Linked DNA regions of Homo sapiens: region 1 is linked to region 2. Evidence: read pairs that join two places in POLR2A ChIA-PET (ENCODE). Cell type or tissue: K562. All regions are shown on one strand. Each heading gives the region's core, and the rest is flanking DNA. Links, peaks and the distances in the headings are about the cores only.

What was found. Peaks named below come from ENCODE experiments on the same cell type or tissue, not always from the same donor. Only the 100,000 strongest peaks of a DNase experiment are listed, where the experiment ranks them.
Region 1: POLR2A ChIA-PET joins it to region 2 with 7 read pairs; 2 of 35 experiments call an interaction of 5 or more read pairs at or near these places.

What each region holds. Positions count from the first base shown.
Region 1 is chr12:132,389,438-132,396,690 of GRCh38, reverse strand. No RefSeq gene overlaps it. Among named protein-coding and RNA genes, the nearest start is that of GALNT9, 63 kb to the right of the region's middle. In K562, for the core only: a CTCF peak has its summit at 3,739 (motif pointing left); DNase peaks (open chromatin) are centred at 2,410 and 3,100; H3K27me3 peaks cover 2,275 bases.
Region 2 is chr12:131,952,089-131,959,341 of GRCh38, reverse strand. All of the region lies in intron 1 of EP400 (E1A binding protein p400), which reads right to left. Among named protein-coding and RNA genes, the nearest start is that of EP400, 5.8 kb to the right of the region's middle. RefSeq lists a silencer at 4,344-4,638. In K562, for the core only: no CTCF peak of the experiment used is centred there; DNase peaks (open chromatin) are centred at 1,051 and 3,336.

The DNA.
Region 1 (7,253 bases), core at 1,005-6,004, 440 kb before region 2:
TGAGCTCTCCGAAGACAGATTCCCTGGCCCTTTTTAAGGGCTTACAAATCTAAGGGGTTCCACGTGAAAGGGTCGCGGTAGGTTGAGAGCACATGTGGTTAGAGTGGGGGGATAATCTTTTAACCTCAGGCCTCTGGTCATCAGTGGCACCGGCTGATCTTGCCACTGACTTCATTCCTGTTATTTTTCAGCTTTTACTTCCTCCTTCTCTTCAGAGACAGGAGACAATAAGAAAAATGGCCTCTCTCCTCAGTAGGGCTGTCCCAAGCACATGGGAGTGGCTGCAGGAGAAGGCCTTGCTGCTGGAGGGGCTGGGTCCCTGGAGATCCAGGGTCCGCGGAGGGGTGGGGACGCAAAGACCCCCGTGAGTCTCCTGCTGCCTCACGTTCCGCGGAGCTGCTCACTCGCTTGTTTCCTGAAGATGTTTGGTCAGTGTCTTGCTGCAACCTCCCGGTCTCGGCAGTGCCGCGGGGGCCGTCGCCTGCTCTGGGGAGTGAGACGGAAGGAGAATGTCCCACAGACGAGGCAGGAGATGGGGGCCGGGGTCCTCGGGCTTCTGACAGGCTGCGGGGGATTTGCCGGGTCCTCCCAGCAGGTGGGGTGGGCACCCAGGCCGCCTCATTTGGACGTTAAGGAAACGTGGGTGACTCCAGAGCTGTGAAGGACCGGGGCCCAAGGTCCAGGTTACAGTGTGTTTCTCTCCCACACACGCTTACCCAGGGCTGGTTTCAGTGTGATGCCGAGGCAGCATGGCTGCGCACTTCAGGTCTGAGCCCCCGGCGCTTCCCTGCCTTCACGTTCAGCTGGTGGTGGAGGCACTGGGCCCTTCTCAGGCTTCCTCTGCTCGGTGGAGGGCCACGCCACCCCTGCCGTGCCACTCCTGTTTCTGTGAACATGTGCATTTTGAATTACGCATATTCAAAGTGCCTGCACGTTTTGGGGGAGCGTGCCACTGCGTCACTGGACATGGGTGCGCTGGCCCCGGGGACAGGTGGTAGGAAACCAGCCAGAGCTGGCTGCGGGATCAAGCATCAGGCAGATTAGAGAGGAGCGCATCCTGCTCATTGGTGCTCATTTTTTTCACACATGGAACCACAGAACCCTCAAAGCCAGGACGATGCGGGTCCCAGGGCGCTGGCGTCCCTGAGATGCCGTATCTGTGGAACATGCAGGAGTGGGCCGATCGGGGTCTCCCTGCACACCCAGCCTTTACTTGGATGTCTCTTGTTTTGCCTCCTGGCATCCTTGGACCCTTCCTTTGGTAACAGGGCCCTGCGTCTTCCTCCAGGAACCTCCCACCCCGCAGGCTGCATCTGGCCCGAGAGGTGCTGGCTCCACCCCTCGCTCTGTAGGGCCAACGACCTGGACTGGCCAGTGAGCAGGTTTCTTCCCCCAGCTGCGTCGGTGGGTCAGAGTGAGCAGGTGACCCACGGGGCCGGGGGGGGCACAGGCTTCCCTGGCACTGGCTGGGGCTCTCCCAGAAAGCATGAGACAAGGGCCTAAGTGTTTGTAGCTTACTGGGAGGCGATCCCAGGAAGCACCAGGGGTGTCTGTCTGTGCATGTTTGAGTTCACATGTATGTAGGTGTATGTGTGTATATGTGCATGTTTGTGTATGCATGCATGTGTACCTGCATACATGCACAGGTGCATTTGTTCACATACATGCACACATGTGTATATGTATGTTCACAATCCATGCACGTCTGTATGTCTATGTGTGACTTCATGTGTGTGCATATGTACGTGCTCACATGTATCTATGCATACACATGCAGCCCATGTACGAGCATGTGCATTTGCAAGTGTGTATGTATGTGTGCACATATGTGTACATGTATGTGTTCATGTCTGGACGTGTATAGCTCTGTATCTGTGCACGTGTGTATGCGGGGCATGTGTGTATATGTGTGTATACAAGCATGTGTGTGGCATGTGTTTACATGTGTGTGGCATGTGTTTACATGTGTCCAGATGTGTTTGCATGTACATGTGCTTGCATGTGTATTCGTGTGTGCATATATGTGTATGTGTGCATATATGTGTGTGTACATATGCATATGGGTTTGCTGGAATGTCTGTGTGTCTGTGTGTGCATGTGTGTAGAAGTGTGTTTGGAAGTGCATGTGTGCATATATGTGTGTGTATGTACATGTGCATATGGGTTTGCTGGCGTGTCTGTGTGTCTGTGTGTGTAGAACGCCGTAAGGATGGAGTTCAGGATTCACTGCAGGCTGTGCACAGCTAAGCGGCTCCCCGGTTGCAACGCACTAGTCAGAGCTGGTCAGCATCACCTCCAGTACAGGTCTCTGTGGGAGGCCAGTGACGGCCTCTGAAGACCTCGGGTCTTAATCCATGGAGCCTGTGGCTGTCCCCGGGTGACTCAGCACCCACTGTCTCAGAGTGACTCAGCACCCACTGTCTCCGGGGTGACTCGGTGTCTACTGTCCCGGGTGACTCGGCGCCCACTGTCCCCGGGGTGACTCGGCGCCCACTGTCCCCGGGTGACTCGGCGCCCAGTGTCCCCGGGGTGACTCGGCGCCCACTGTCCCCGGGTGACTCGGCGCCCACTGTCCCAGGTGACTCAGCACCCGTTCTCTCTTGGATGACTGACTCGGCCTCCCCAGGGTGACTCGGCTTTCTCCTTCACTCTCCCCCAGTGATGCAGGACAGGGGAGCCCCAAACTGGGGCTGAGCCCGGGAGGCTTCTTGGCTTCACTCAGGAATGAATTCAAGAGCCAGCTGGTGGTGGGAGAAGCAGGTTTACAGAGGTGCAGGGTTGCAGCCCCCCCATAGGCAGGGCGTCGAGGGCAGCCGCACAGCACAGTTCTGCAGCCTCATTTATACCCACGCTTAATTTCGTGCAGATGAAGGGGCAGGTTAGGCAGACATTTCCAGAAAAAGGTGGTAACTCCTGGGTCGTGGGGTTGTTGCTATGGAAAGGTGTGGTCGCCCAACGGTAAACGGACCTGGCCCTGGTGGCCTGTCTCATGCGGAGGTGCTTTCGCCTCTCCTTGTTTAGTCAGTCCTCAGTCTGGTCTGGAGGCTCGGTCCCTGCCTCTGGCTCTGAGTCCCGCCTCCCATCTCTCCAGGGTGGCTCCCTGGTGAGTCAGCGCCCGTCCACCCTGAGGATGACCGTCCCCGTCCGTTTGCATGACGCCATCTCACAGTCTCTGTGTCTCACTGTCACTGAGAACTGAGCCCCTTTCCCTTCCCCATCCGGTGTTTTGAGGGGCCTCATGTTCTGCTCTTGAGCTGGCCAGAGCCTTGCCTCTTCCCGAACACAAGTTCTGACCGATGACCCTGGGCTGGAGCCACTTCCAGGAGGGTTTGGCTGCAACCTCTGCCGCCGTCTTGCCCCATGGGGGCAGCTTGTTTGAAACTGGAACTGGGAGAGCAGAGCAGGGCTGGGGAGGTGAGCATCCTCCCAGGTACACCAGGCTCTGTGTCCAGCACTCCCTGAGCCCACCAGCGTCTGGACTTTTCACTGACCTAAATCAACATATTTCCTTTTCTACTTAAGCCAGTCTAGGTTAGCTGCTGCCATCGCAGTGAAGATGGTCCAGTCGGATACGCCGCCTGAACCTCAGCACCACACATGGTTCCTGGAGCCCAAGTCAGTGGGATGTTTGTCATTTGGGTCCCCGGCACCTTCCTACAGGTAAGAGCATCTTCAGTGAGGGTCGTAGACCAGGCTGGAGCCGGTAGGTCCCCCGGGATACCTGCTGCTGGGCGCCATCTGCCGGCTCCACGGTCGTCCGACGCTGAGGCACTTTCTGGGCCCTGTGGCCCCCACGCTCCAGGGTCCACGCGGAGGATCTGAACTCAGAAACTTGAGGACTTCACCTTGCTACAAAGGCATCACAGCCCTGACATCACGCAGCTTTGATAATCCACCAGGTGTTTAATCACAGGGACAGAGCACACCTCAAAGTGGTTTACGCACACACACAAAGAGGAAATTCGCTGACAGGAGTTGAGATGAGAGTGACAGGTTATGGGCTCCAGGGGCGGCGCAGTCCAGGCATTCCCACGATGTCCTGTGGGCTGTGCCAGAACCCTGGGAAGAGCAACGTGGTCGGAGGGTCCCGGGGGAGAGTGGGTGGCGGAGGGTCCCCGGGGAGAGCAGGGTGGCCGGAGGGTCCGGGGGGAGAGTGGGGTGGTTGGAGGGTCCCGGGGGAGAGTGGGGTGGCGGAGGGTCCCCGGGGAGAACGGGGTGGCCGGAGGGTCCCGGGGGAGAGCGGGGTGGTGGAGGGTCCCCGGGGAGAACGGGGTGGCCGGAGGGTCCCGGGGGAGAGCGGGGTGGCGGAGGGTCCCCGGGGAGAACGGGGTGGCCGGAGGGTCCCGGGGGAGAGCGGGGTGGTGGAGGGTCCCCGGGGAGAACGGGGTGGCCGGAGGGTCCCGGGGGAGAGCGGGGTGGCGGAGGGTCCCCGGGGAGAACGGGGTGGCCGGAGGGTCCCGGGGGAGAGCGGGGTGGCGGAGGGTCCCTGGGGAGAACGGGGTGGCCGGAGGGTCCCGGGGGAGAGCGGGGTGGCGGAGGGTCCCCGGGGAGAACGGGGTGGCCGGAGGGTCCCGGGGGAGAGCGGGGTGGCGGAGGGTCCCTGGGGAGAGCGGGGTGGCCGGAGGGTCCCTGGGGAGAGCGGGGTGGTTGGAGGGTCCCGGGGGAGAGTGGGGTGGCGGAGGGTCCCCAGGGAGAGCGGGGTGGCCGGAGGGTCCCGGGGGAGAGTGGGGTGGCCGGAGGGTCCCCGGGGAGAGTGGGTGGCGGAGGGTCCCGGGGGAGAGTGGGGTGGCAGAGGGTCTCCAGGGAGAACGGTGTGGCCGGATAGAGGATGCCTGGGCCCCAGAGCCTGGGAGACTTGGAGGAGTGGACTCGTCATGGTGGCCCTGGGCCCTCGGCCTCTGCTCTCGAGGGAAGGAGAGCAAACGCCTCTCTCGTGGAGGCAACAGTTCTTCCAGGTCTCTATCACCTGCAGCCACCCCCAGTGTTAGAAAGTGTGATGGCTGGGCCCGGTGAGGGGAGATGGTCCCATGAGGCGTCAAGAGCGGCGTTTCGTCTGGCCTGTTGGGCGCCTGTGTTCCAGTGGCGGTGTTTGGGGTCTGGTGAATGGATTGTGCTTATTTGCTGTCATCTCGGCTGCGTCTCGTCTGCTGGGTGCACGTGCTCAGATGGTGGAGCTTGACGGGCGCACGTGCTCGGATGGTGGAGCTTGACGGGCGCACGTGCTCGGATGGTGGAGCTTGACGGGCGCACGTGCTCGGGTGGCGGATCTTGGGGGTCTTTTGCTGTCACCTTGGCTGCAGCCACCTGCTCTCGCTGGACCCTCATCCTGGGCAGCGTCTGGCGTTCTGTTTCCACTCTGAATTTCCCTCTGTAACATTGAAATCGGTACCTCTTTCCTTTTTCTTCCCTCGAAAAGGGAGCTTCTTAGGATAATGTGTTTCACTCTGAAATAGCAAAAGGTAAGAATAGGCAAATAAATAATGATCCCAGCCATCTGAGCAAGCATTAAGGAGGATTTCTGAAAGCACATCCTGGTGTGGCTGCATCCCTGACCACGTCCGGCTGTGCTCGAGTGCGCCTGTCACACACAGCTTTGGAAGGCACCTATCACACATCTCCCATCTGCTTTTCTTCTCAGAGTGCAGGCGTGAATTTGCAGCCAGAGAAACCAGGAGCACCCGTGTTCCCATATGAGGTTCTTCATAAGCAGAGAGGGGTGACGGCTGTGTTAGGGCCTGGACAGGGGAGGGTCAGGAGTGGGGTCAGCTGAATAGGGGGCCTTGGGACCCCTTAACCAAAATTCTCTCCACACAGCCGTCCTCCTCTTTTTCAGTCTGTGGTTACTTAGAATTACTTTCACCTCAGTCAGGTGATGTGGCTCCTCCTGAAAGCAGAGGCAGCAGCCCTGGGCACGGGGAGGCTAGCCAGAGGCTGCAGGGTGGCCCTTGTTGGGTGGACAGGGCCTTGCCCACACCCGTGCCCTCGGCCGGCTGTGGATCTCCAGCCCTGCCCTTCTCTCCCTGGTGCCTCCTCCTGCTTTTGTGACAGTTTGCGGGGGCCTTGAATTGGGACACGCCTGTGAGCTGGGGCTGCGGCACCTCCTGCGTCCCCAGCTCCAGCTCAGCTCACGTGGTGCCTGGTACTCCGTGCAGTGCAGCTTACAGGGTGGTTAACCTGGCCCAGGTAAGGAGGCCCCGAGGCCACAGTCGCCACAGCGGCCACCAGGGGCCATTTGTGCCTCCCCAGAGCCCTTTTGTGCCAGGGAGCGTGGGGTCCTTGGTTTCAGAAGATGAACGCAGGCCATGTTCCAGGCCCCATCCGCACACCCGAGACAGGCAGCCCGTGATTGTCATTGACGCAGTACAAGTTCCAAGCATAATTTCAGAAGAGTGCATGGATGAGAGCTGAGGGGCAAGCCCACCTCCCGTCCCGGCCCTGCCCCGCCCACCCTGTCACCTGCCAGAGTGACACTTTCTGTCAGCCACTGCATTTCCCATCGGCCCATGGCTGTGCCCTCCTGCCTGCCACAGGCCTGAGACCCCCACTCCCAGCTAGACGGGGTTGGGGGAAAGGCCAAAACTTGGTGCAGGCACAGGAGTGCCAAGGCCTTTGTGCTAGGTGGCCCTGTGTGCAGAGGACGGGGCTGGGGTCGGCCTGGCTGGACTGAGCCCAGGTGGGGGGCGGGGGCGGGGGTGGGGGCAGGGCTCGGGGAGCTTTGGGCGAGATTGGAGCTGGGTCTGGAAGGGCGGAGGAGCCTGGGAAGTGGGGAGGAGCCTGGCGAACCGTTTCTGCAGGTGCTGGTGCTGTTCCTGCCCTGGGAGGCCCCTCTAAGGTGCTGGGAGGCCTGGGTTGTTGCTGGTGTCTGCAGCAGTTCTGAGGAGCAAGAACCTTCCCTGGGTCCCAGGACTCTCTCTCCTCTGCCTCAGCGTCCGGGTCCCCGGATCCAGCTGCATCCCTGGCGATCCCCTTCCCTCATCCTTGCCTTGAGGCCCAGGGCCCCGTGAGTACCAGACGCTGTTATCAGGGGCCTGAGCTGCAGGGAGGAGCTGCAGTCTATTAAGATTTAAAGAGATTTGATGTAACAAGACAAGCACGAGAAGGAATTTAATTTAGAGATAAAAAAGTAATCAAATCTCAACCTGTGGACAGAGGACAGTGCCTGGATGCCGATTGTTTTCATACAGCAACATGCAGCGCGCGTTAAGAGGCAATTAACGTGGCTGCTGGGTTTCAGAACCGCAGGGCGGAGCCCT
Region 2 (7,253 bases), core at 867-5,866:
TAAGAGAAGCAAGGGTGCAAACGCAATGGTGAGTGGCACCTGGCACCCAAATCAGTGCCAGCGTTCCAAGAGGAGAGGTTGGACACTGTCCCACATCAAGGGGGCAGCTGCTGCTTCAATCTATTTAATAGCTAACTTCTGTCATAAAGGAGCAAAAATCTCATTCAAGTTTTCAAGGGAAGCAGATGGACTCTTGGTGGCACAGTTTAGCACTGAGCCAGTGGGTGAGGAGCCACACCACTCCGCAATGTTCCAGTTCACACTTAGGCCTGCCACAGAAGCCAGCTTGACCTGGGTGCCACCATTCAGACTTCTCCAGTCCTGCTGGACACACCCAGGTGCCCCTGTCTTCTTGAGGTGCCTTCACCTCAACCCTGGCTGGACAGCTATCAGGGAGCTTCTTCTTGCTTACTCCAAGACAAACAAGACCCCTTGTTCATCGCAAGGACATCACTGCTTATCTCTGTGAGAAAATGGACAACGGATTTTTAAAAACCATGAATCTACAGAAGATAAAAAATGGCCAGGCATGGTGGCTCACACCTGTAATGCCAGCACCTGGGGAGGCTGAGACAGGAGGATCACTTGAGGTCAGGTGTACAAGACCAGCCTAGGCAACATAGTGAGACCCCATCTCTACAAGAAAAATACAAAAATTAGCCAGCCATGGTGGCAATGTAGCAGCCTTAGTCTCAGCTACTCAGGAGGCCAAAGGAGACCGCCTGAGCCCAGGAAATCGATGCTGCAATGAAGAACAAGATTCCATCTCCAAAAAAAGAAGTTACAAAACGTATAAGGCTCTTCTAAGTCTTGGGTACCTGGCTGAAATACATGTATATATGAAATCAAAGACTACAGAATTTATAAATGCACAAGCATATTCCTAACAAACATTTAAAAAGTGCATATTTAAACTAGCAGCAGAAAGGCATGCTTTGATCAGATGGTTAGTTTCTGAAGATGGAGTCAGAAGACAGCACGCAGGCTGCAACAAACAGATCTTAAGGGAAGAGCAAGGCCACAGAGACACCCAAGAGCATGCCCCTCCCACCACCCGGCAGAGAGCCCATCAGAGTGGGTGCAGGGGACAGGAGCTCCAGGTGGGGGCAGTTAACAATGCTTATTACTTTCAAAACAAGCTTCTGTTCCTGATCTTACTAAACAAACATTATGATAGGAGATTAGTGTGAAACTGGCACAAAAGCTAAATTAACATAGGTAGAGTATATTCGGGATTATTTCCTTACAATACATTCCCAGAGTGTCAAAGGAGATCAGTAAGAGAAAATGAGGGCTAGAAAGAAACTCTCTCACATATAGTAATTCAGAAAACCAGGGGAAAGGTAAGGGTTAGGAATTTTAAAGTTATGTCATAAAAACAAATTAATGCATTGAGAAATTCAACTTAAACTCTCATCACAAACCATACATCAAAATAAATTACATGGTGGGGTCTGGTGGCTCATGCCTGTAATCCCAGCACTTTGGGAGGCCAAGATAGGCGGATCACTGGAGGTCAGGAGTTCGACACCAGCCTAACCAACATGGTGAAACCCCATTTCTACTAAAAATACAAAAATTAGCTGGGCGTGGTAGCACACGTCTGTAATCCCAGCTACTTGGGAGGCTGAGGCAGAAGAATCGCTTGAACCTGAGAGGCGGAGGTTGCAGTGAGCCGAGACTGAGCCATTGCACTCCAGCCTGGGCAACAAAACCAAAACTGTCTCAAACAAGCAAATAAATAAATAAATAAATAAATAAAGCATTTTTATAAGCTAACTTTCCAAGTTTTACATTTAATGTAAAAAAAAAAAAAGAAAGAAAGAAAAATCAAAACGTTCCTTCTGGTAGGTGACAGGAAAAAAAAAAAACCAAAACATTAAAAAACCGAACACAAAAGTGAGTATTTACTAAATCTCTGAAGGAAATTCAATTTCCTAACCTTAAAAATAATAAAGTTGTAACTGAAAAAATAGAAAGATTTGAAGATAATTTTTAAATGTTTAAAACTCAAAAAGTAAATCATCAAAATCTAAAACCAAATTATCTTGGAAAGAATATTTGAACTAGGTACGACAAAAAGCTATTACCAATACCATAAAAAGCACTCATACAAATCGGTAAGAAAAACATTAAAATCCCAGTAGAAAAATTAATTAAAGACAAAAAGAGGCTGGGCATAGTGGCTCATGCCTGTAATCCCAGCACTTTGGGAGGCTGAGGTGGGTGGATCACCTGAGGTCAGGACTTTGAGACCAGCCTGACCAATATGGTAAAACCCTGTCTCTATTAAATACAAAAAATTAGCCGGGCGTGGTGGCACATGCCTGTAATCCCAGCTACTTGGGAGGCTGAGGCAGGAGAATTGCTTGAACCCAGGAGGTGGAGGTTGCAGTGAGCCAAGGGCTTGCCACTGCACTCCAGCCTGGGCAAAGGAGTGAGACTCCTAAAAAAAAAAAAAAAAAAAAGGACAAAAAAAGACAGTTCACAAAAGGAGAAAAGCATGTACTTAACCAGCTTAGAGGAAAATGACCAACCTTGCTACTAAAAAGAGGAATACAGACTAAAATAAATATTTCCCTAGATCCACTTAGCCAAGACATTAAATCAGACAACTGGCACTCCACTAATCCTGCTAAAGGGAATTACAGAAGCAATTTGGGAAGGTGTAGAAAAGATTTCAAATGGGTTCAGAACCCAAAAAACGCCCTGTAGGAGTAGACTGCATACAGCAGTAGGAAAGTGGAATGAACCCATGTGACCCCAAAACCTTTGGCCTAGTAACCCTACTTCTAGAAATCTACCCGAAGGAAATTAACCTACCAACCTAAAAAACTGTACATAAACAATACTCACTGTAGAATAACAAAAAAAATTAAAAAGCATAATCAGAAATTTCCAATGTTGAAGTTCTAGATGGAAAATAAGTAATAAAACCAAAATTTCCAGATACATTAAGTGAAAAAAGCAGGTTACCAATTGCATAACACAATCACTAAGTTAAACATACAGAAAAGGACCCACTGAAACGTATCAGAATATTAAAACTGACCTTCCCCTGATGAGCAGACACATCAAACCATGATACAGCCATACAACAGACACAACCCAGCAACGCCAAGGAACAAACCACTGACACACCCACAACACAGTTGAGTCTCAGGTGCAAGATGCCAAGTAACAGAGGCCGAGGGCTGCGTGGGTCACTGGCATGACATTCCGGACAAGGAGAATGGTGGGGACAGAGACTAGAACAGAACCTGACAGGGGCTGAAGGCGGAGATGGAGCTGACTAGAGAGATGCATGAGGAAATGGGGAAGTAAAGAACCGTAGCTACAGCTTGATTTGTGATAATGGTTACAAGATGGAATGTGTCTCTCAAAAGTACACAGATGGGCTGGGTGCAGTGACTCATGCCTGTAATCCCAGCACTTTGGGAGGCCGAGGCGGGCGGATCACCTGAGGTCAGGAGTTCGAGAACAGCCTGGCCAACATGGTGAAACCCCCGTCTCTACTAAAAATACAAAAATTAGCTGGGCATGGTTGCATGTTCCTGTAATCACAGCTACTCGGGAGGCTGAGGAAGAAGAATCCCTTGAACCTGGGAGGTGGAGGATGCAATGAGCCAAGATCACACCACTACACTCCAGCCTGGGCAACAGAGCGAGATTCTGTCTCAAAAAAACAAAAAGTACACAGATGGCAACATTAAATGGACTAAGAAAAAAAATTCAACCATACACTAAAAAGCATAAACTTGGATGAGCACGCTGGCTCACGCCCGTAATCCCAACACTTTGGGAGGCTGAGGCGGGTGGATCACCTGAGGTCCGGAGTTCAAGACCAGCCTGACCAACGTGGAGAAACCCCATCCCTACCAATAATACAAAATTAGCCGGGCATGGTGGTGCGCACCTGTAATCCCAGCTACTCGGGAGGCTGAGGCAAGAGAATTGCTTGAACCCAGGAGGCGGAGGTTGCAGTAAGCCAAGATCACACCATTGCACTCCAGCTTGGGCAACAAGAGCGAAACTCCGTCTCAAAAAAAAAGCATAAACTTTTACCATATGTAAATTATACTTCAATTTTATTAAATGGTTCCTGACCTCAGTGATGTTATAGCCACATTAGAGAAACAAAGACAATCAACTATAATGCAAAGAAACTGTTTATCTAAAATAACACTTCTCAAAAACATAGTACAGGTATCCTAATGGATAGCAAAGCTACCAATGGTGGCTAAACAACTTTAAAAATTTTTAACGACTAAGTTTCTAATTTTAACTCAATTTTTACTCCTAATTTTTTCTCTTTTTTTGACATAAGGTCTCACTCTGTCACCCAGGCTGCAGTATAGTGGCACAATCCTGGCCCACTGTAACCTCTGCCTTCCAGGTTCAAGCAAACCTCCCACTTCAGCCTCCTGAGTAGCTGGGACTTACACGCCACCACAGCCAGCTAATTTTTGTATTTTTTGTACAGACGAGGTTTCACCATGTTGCCTATGCTAGTCTTAAACTCCTGGCCACAAGCAATCCTCCCACCTCAGCCTCCCAAATAGCTGGGACTATAGGCACACACCACCACGCCCATTTTTTTTTTTTTTTTTTTTTTCTGAGATGGAGTCTCACTCTATCACCCAGGCTGGAGTGCACTGGCGTGATTTCGGCTCACTGCGCCCTCCGCCTCCCGGGTTCAAGCGATTCTCCTGCCTCAGCCTCCTGAGTAGCTGGGATTACAGGCGTACACCACCACGCCCGGCCAATTTTTGTATTTTTAATAGAGACAGGGTTTCACTATGTTGGCCAGACTGGTCTCCAACTCCTAACCTCAAGTGATCCACCTGTTTCGACCTCCCAAAGTGCTGGGATTACAGGCACGAGCCACTGCGCCCAGCCAAATTTTTGTATTTTTTTGTATAGACAGGGTTTCAACATATTCCCCAGGCTGGTCTCGAACTACTGGGGCTCAAACAATTCTCCTGCCTTAATCTCCCAAAGTGCTGGGATTACAGGCATGAGCCACCACACCTGGCCTGGCCCCTAATTTTAATTCAACTCTCTACAGAGACGCTGACACACACACATTTTGAAATGTGTTGGTTTTTTTTTTTTTAATTTTAAGACAAATGGATAAAAAGGTATGATGAAGCAGGTATGGTAAAATGTTTAATGGAAACTAAGTGGCAGGTATACTAGTGTTCACCGTAAAATTTTCTCTTGTTTTTTAAGACAGAGTCTCACTCAGTCACCTAAACTCGAGTGCTGCGGCGCAATCTCAGCTCACTGCAACCTCTGTCTCCTGGGCTCAAGCGATTCTCATGCCTCAGCCTCCTGAGTAGCTGGGACTACAGGTGTGAGCCACCACAACCGGCTAATTTTTGTATTTTTAGTACAGACGGAGTTTCACCACGTTGGCCAGGGTGGTCTCAAACTCCTGATCTCATATGATCCACCTGCCTCAGCCTCCCAAAGTGCTTGGATTACAGGCGTGAGCCACCCCACCCAGCCAACCACAAAATTCTTTCAATCTCTGTGTATCTTTGAAATTTTTCATAATAAATGTTACAAAAAATACTTTCAATATAAGATGATAACACTAGATGTCACGTAACAAATTAAAAGCTACTAACCCAAGATCTATATGCTAACAAAACCTTCATTATTCTCCCACCAAAGGGCACATTACAGAAGTACCATACTAGTTCCTGAAATATATAAATTCCGAATGATACCAAGTGGGCTAAACTGAATTTGAAAATTGTCTAGGGCTTATCACACTGTATGTTACTACAGAGAACTGACCTGTCAGGGTGCTGTAATGGTGGATCAACAGGAAAGCCTCCCCTCAATGTCTCCAATGTCCCTTCCATTTAACAGGCTACAATTCCAAGGATTTTAAATCATGGAGGTAGTAGTGGGTCCTTAACCTTATGAACCAAAGCTCCTATACTAGAACAGGTGGGATCTATTTCAGCTTGTGAGAGAAGTTCAAGAAAAACTGAAGAAGTGCTTCATCAAACACCAAATAATAAGGTTATAAATCCCCAATCCATCATTCTACTGTTGTTTCTTGATCTTTATTTTTCCACGGCCCCGCTAAGGAACATCTGTATAAGTTTCTCTCCTAATTGCCTCCCCATGGAATTTTAATACTACAGCTGTACACAGATATACCACACTGTACATCTGTTCAGGAACTGGGATCTTCGGGAGGCCACAAATCACTGTAATGCCTAAGTTTTTTCACCCTTCTTCCAATAACTAATTTTCACTCCCTTGTTGGAGATATCGCCCTCACTGAGAATGCATGTTCTGATGTATGGAAAGAAACCCAGAAAAATGAATTCCAAATTTGGTAGCTGTGGGGAGCTGATGAATGGGGAGAAAGGGCAAAGGAACTCTTAACGAGCTCTATGTATTTCTGTGTTGTTTGGATATCTTTCAATGTGAACTGTTCATGTGTTACCCTTATTAAAAAAAAAGATGGAAAACAAAGAACTGGAAACAATCCAAATGGTCCATCAGCGGGCAACAGACAAACCGGTACGTTCACACCAAGGAGTACTCCTCAACAATAAAAAGAAACAGGCTGGGAACAGTGTCTCAAACCTGTAATTCCAACACGGTGGGAGACTGAGACCAGAGGATGTCTTGAGTCCAAGAATTCAAGACAAGCCTGGGCAACACAGTGAGATAGTGTCTCTACAAAAAATCAAAAATTAGCACGGCGTGGTGCCACACACCTATAGTCCCAGTTACCTGGGAGGAGATCACTTGAGCTCAAGAAGTCACAGCTGCAGTAAAGCTATGATCATGCCACTGCACTCCAGCCTGGGTGACAGAGCAAGACCCTGTCTCCACAACAAAAACAAAAACAAAAACAAGCTATTGGGGCCGGGCGCGGTGGCTCACACCTGTAATCCCAGCACTTTGGGAGGCCGAAGTGGGTGGATCACTGAGATCAGGAGTTTGAGACCAGCCTGGCCAACATGGTGAAACCCTATTTCTTTTTCTTTTTTTTTTTTTTTTTTTTTTTGAGACAGAGTCTCGCTCTGTCGCCCAGGCTGGAGTGCAGTGGCGCAATCTCCGCTCACTGCAAGCTCCGCCTCCCAGGTTCACCCCATTCTCCTGCCTCAGCCTCCCGAGTAGCTGGGACTACAGGCACCCACCACCACGCCCGATTAATTTTTTGTATTTTTAGTAGAGATGGGGGGTGAAACCCCATTTTTCTACTAAAAATACAAAAAAAA